Linked DNA regions of Homo sapiens: region 2 is linked to region 1. Evidence: read pairs that join two places in POLR2A ChIA-PET (ENCODE). Cell type or tissue: OCI-LY7. All regions are shown on one strand.

The links. Peaks named below come from ENCODE experiments on the same cell type or tissue, not always from the same donor. Only the 100,000 strongest peaks of a DNase experiment are listed, where the experiment ranks them.
Region 2: POLR2A ChIA-PET joins it to region 1 with 11 read pairs; 3 of 35 experiments call an interaction of 5 or more read pairs at or near these places.

The regions. Positions count from the first base shown.
Region 1 is chr20:31,828,553-31,831,052 of GRCh38, reverse strand. MYLK2 (myosin light chain kinase 2) reads right to left here. Exons shown (of 13, transcript NM_033118.4): 9 at 164-234; 10 at 1-40. Among named protein-coding and RNA genes, the nearest start is that of MYLK2, 10 kb to the right of the region's middle. In OCI-LY7, no CTCF peak of the experiment used is centred here; a DNase peak (open chromatin) is centred at 982.
Region 2 is chr20:32,065,922-32,068,421 of GRCh38, reverse strand. The region is part of intron 1 of HCK (HCK proto-oncogene, Src family tyrosine kinase); the gene reads right to left. Among named protein-coding and RNA genes, the nearest start is that of HCK, 15 kb to the right of the region's middle. RefSeq lists a silencer at 707-756. In OCI-LY7, no CTCF peak of the experiment used is centred here; no DNase peak of the experiment used is centred here.

The DNA.
Region 1 (2,500 bases):
GGTCCCAAAGTTCACCTTCAGCTTCTCGTTGGGGTTATACCTGGGGGTGAGACCAAGGGCTGAGAGCACAGCTCCTGGCCTATACCCATGCCCCCTCCACCCCACCCCTGTCCCCTGCCAACTCAGAGGCTTGTCTTGCCCTCCCCACCCACCCAGGTGGTACCTCCGTGCCAGGCCAAAGTCAATGATCTTCACCAAATGCCCGGTGGTGTTGACACACAGGATGTTCTCTGGCTGAGGAGAAAGGGGGTGGCCTGGGTGGGCCTCTGACCAGCTCACCCTCCCTCTCCCACCAGGCCCGTGCAAACCCCAGGCTCCTTGAGGCAGAGGCCCAAGCTGCCAGAGTGGGCAGCTGCCAGAGACCCTCCAGCCCTGCCTGCTCTGGGCACAGAGAGATCTTGAGGCAAGTCCCCCACGAGGGGCTTATGCGAGGCCTTGAAGCACAGGACCTGCCGTGATGGGTTCAGGTGAGATTTCCCTCCATCTAAGGCCATGAAAGAACACGACATTCTAGCAGTTCTGAGGATGGGGAAACAGAAGCCTGTGGAGAGGAGGCATGACAGCCTGCTATCCCCGCCCCCAGGCTGGGGGGCCAGTGCAGGACCACCACCAGATACATGAAGCTCCAGAGAACAGAGAAAGAAGATGCCAGCTCAGTTCCTGACAGGAAGCCTCTTGGGAACACGGGGCTTCACACTACTCCAGGGTCACTGGAAGATGCGCTACTCTTGTCTCCCCAGTTAGTGAGGATGATGAGCTACAAAACATCAGGCCCAGTCCACTCACTTTCTCACTTTAGCTCCCCAGTCCTTCCCAAAGATCTAGGAGGCACACACTGTTATCTTGAGATGAAACTGTGACATTGAGATACTATTACCATCCATTCCCATTTGGCAGCTGAGAAAGCTGAGGCTCAGACACAGAAGTGACTCGGCCACAGTTGCCCAGCAAGTAAGCGACGGAGCCAGGAAATGAACGCATGACTGACTCCAGCACTGGCCTTGTGATGTTCCGCTACCACCACTGATCCTGCACTCTGGGGTGAATATAACACTACAGGGTTGGCTCTTCCAGGCCAGGGATTGTCTTCTCCTGGCCTCCTGGGTCCCACCCTCAGGGTCTAACAAAGGCACCCAGTAGGGGCTCAGCCAAGTTAACACATGGATGACGTTACTGTAAGCCCAGTTCCTCTCCACTCTGGGCCTCTGTTTCCTCTTCCTATCACACAAGGACACAGGACTAATCTGAGGTTGCAGGGTATAAACATTTTTAAGTTAACAATGGTTCAAAGGCAGGAGATTCTGCACAAAAACCCTGAATTCCAGCAGCTCCTGAAACACCGGAAGCCCTGGCCACATGGGCCATATGCCTTGGAACAAGTTGCCACTAACAGCCTGAGATGAGACAAATGTCCTCCAACTCTCCCATGGTCGCCACCACCCCCTGATCCCTCCCATTCAACATGTATTTGTTATTTGTCTGGGCTCTGTGGGCATTTGACTCAAGTCCCCTAAGGAGACGCTTTCTGAAGGCACTCTTAAAACTGATAGATTCACTCAGAGCAGATACTAATGATTTTAATAGTTTGGCCTGGTGTCCCACAAAACAGGAAAGAAAAGAAGGGTCCCAGGGTACAAGCATTTGGGGAAATGAAGCAGACTCAAATTTCCTTTCAGAGATTCTCCATCTACACACAGGAGGCCCTCAGAAGCCCTGCAGCCAAGAGACCCAGGACATGGCCTGTGGGCTGGGGTGCACTCAACCTACTTGACCGTGAAACACTTTTTTTGACAAAAAACGTATTATTATCCTGAAAAAAACACATTTTAGGATACAGAGGCTCACGACTGAGCTTCTTCCCAGAGCACTGCATTTTAATTGGGGGACCCTATTCTGCCCCAAAGAAATTAGCCTTCACTAGGGAAAGGCAGTCTTCCAATGTCATCATGCAGGCACCAACTGCCCCCAGCTCAGTGAAGGGGCCACCATCTGTCCAGTAACTCAGGACTCACCCTTGATCCTTTCTTTTCCTAACCCTCACACATGCAAACCCTCAGCACATCAGATTGGCTCTATTTCCAAAATGTATCCTCCATCTGGCCCCTTTCCCTCCCCTCTCCCACTGCCACTCTGGCTCAAGCCCCTGGCATCTCTCTCCTGGCTTACTTACTCCATCAGCCTCTAAATTCCCTGCATCCACTCTGGCCCCACTGAAACCCACCTCCTCACCCTGTTTGTGTCCTCCTCTGTCAGTGGCAGTGATATTAACACACCTAACCCAGGGGACTGTTGGGAAGATGGCACCCTCACTCAGACAGTGTCGGGCACAGAGCAAAACTGGGACAGGTGTTAGAGGCGGCAACAGCATCTCCCTGCCTGCTTCAGACCCGTGCTGACTTCAATTTCACCCAGTGCGATTCCGCATTACTCTCGTGTATTTTCTCAAACACTTTTCATGGCTTAAAATGACCTATTTAGTTAGGAATTGTTTTATGAATGT
Region 2 (2,500 bases), 240 kb before region 1:
TTTATTTTATTTTTTCCTTTTTTAAAAAAAAATTATTTTCATTTTACTTTATTTTTATTTTCCTTTTAAATTTATTTTTAGTTTTTATTTTTTTTTAATTTTCATTTACTTATTTATTTTTTTGAGATGGAGTTTTGCTCTTGTTGCCCAGGCTGGAGTACGGTGGTGCCATCTCCACTCACCGCAACCTCTGCCTCCAGGGTTCAAGTGATTCTCCTGTCTCAGCCTCCTGAGTAGCTGGGATTACAGGCATGTGCCACTACGCCTGGCTAATTTTTGTATTTTTTAGTAGAGACAGGGTTTCACCACGTTGGTCAGGCTGGTCTTGAACTCCCAACCTCAGGTGATCCGTCCTCCTTGGCCTCCCAAAGTACTGGGATTTCAGGTGTGAGCCACTGCGCCTGGCCTATTTTTCATTTTTAAAAAAATTTTTACATCCAGGTTTCTTAAAGTAAAAAGAAACAAGTGAATTAATTTTAAGATGTATTTATTTTACCCAATATATCAAAATTATTAACATATAATAAATATAAAAATTATGAATGAGATACTTTACATTTTTTTTTGTACTAAGCCTTCACATCTCAGTGTGGATTTTACTGTTAGAGCACATCTCAGCTATGACTCCATCTGTGCTCAACAGCCGTCTGTGGCTCAGAGCCACCATATGCAAACATGCAGAGACAGAATGCTCCCATCACTGCAGCACAGGAAAGGCTGGTGCTCACACCTGCGTTCCTCAGTGCTTAGCCCAGTGTCTCCTGGCACACAGTAGGAGTGTCATGCACAGTGAGTGAATGGCTGCATGCCTGGCGTGCCATACTTTATGTAGTAGGAAGTAAAAGTGTCTGAGCACCATAAGACGGGGCAAAAAAAAAAAAAAAAAAAAAGTAAAAGCATCAGGACATTCCTGCTCTATGACCGAGTTGAGAAGGGGAGACTGGACACACAATTACATTCCGAAGCCACATACTAAGAAGCTATTAGGAGATACAAAAAGTAGAATGGTGGTTGCCAGGGGCTGGGGGAAGGGGAAGTGAGGAGTTAGTGGTGTTCAATGGGTGTAGAGTTTCAGATGAAATGAGTTATGGAGATGGATGGTGGTGAGGGTTGCACAACATGCTGAATGGATTGAATACCACTGAAGTGTACACTTGCAAATGATTAGGATGGAAAATTTGTTATGCATATTTTACCACAGTTTTAAGAATGAAAGAAAAATAAGCTACTAGGGAGTGGTAAACATAGGAGGGGCCATGCAAAGATTGCTAAAATACTTATTGGGTGAAAAATGCAAACTGCAAACATGTACATCAAACCACTCTTCTAAAATGAATTTATGTGCCTACGTGTATGTTAGTAAGTTCGTATAAAAAGCAACCTGTTTACAATAATAATTGAGCAGCAAGATAATGAGTTGGGTTTTGAAGAACAGGGAGGATCTGAATAGATAAAGATTGGGGGAAAGTCAAGAATACTCCAAAGAAGAACCGACTTCCAAAAAGGATTTGAAGGAGCTTATAATATTAAACCATACACAGAGCACTGCAAGACTCAAAAAGGGTTACTCTACACCATATAGAAGGGAAAGATTATTGAACCAGAAGCCCAGGGTGGGACTGCTACTACCATTGAGTACTAGATTTATCTCTGAGCTTCCTAGTAGCCAAGATAAAAATGGAAACTTGTACAACATCACCATAAGATCCCAGGAAGCACAACAAATTGTCTGTTGACAGAAACAAATATTTTTTGAGTATAAATTCAAAAGAGAATTTGTTCTGTGGCTCCTCATAAAAAGGTCACTGGGGCTGGGTGCAGTGGCTCATGCCTGTAATCCTAGCACTTTAGGAGGCTGATGTGGGTGGATCACTTGAGGTCAGGAGTTCGAGACAAGCCTGGCCAATATGATGAAACCCTGACTCTACCGAAAACAGAAAAAATTAGCCAGGTGTGGCGGCGCACACCTGTAATCCCAGCTACTTGGGAGGCTGAGGTAGGAGAATCGCTTGAACCCGGGAAGCAGAGGTTGCAGTGAGCCAAGATCGTGCCACTGCACTCCAGCCTGGGAAACAGAGCAAGACTCTGTCAAAAAAAAAAAAAAAAAAAAAAAAAAAAGTCACTGGAGGGCACAATGGACAATTTCTTCAACTGTGATTTGTCAGCAGAATCTATAGTATGTTGGTGAGTGGTTCCCAAACAGATGGTGCTGATATTATTCGGGTGAGTTTGGGAACAGGGGATGGGGTGAAGGTGGGGAGAGAATGGTGGAAGAAAGAGGTTTATGTAGCCCAGGGCCTCTCTGCAGAGTGCCTTGTGACAAAGTGGTTTGAGTGAGTTTAGAAATGCAATATGGTGCTCAGAGTGTGGCTAGCGTGAGAACCAGCAGCCTCAACCTCACAGGGGAGCTGTAAGAAATGCAGAATCTCAGTCCCCACTTCCCAAATCAGAATGTGCATTTTAACAAGGTTCCCAGGCGATTCATGTGAACATTCTAGCC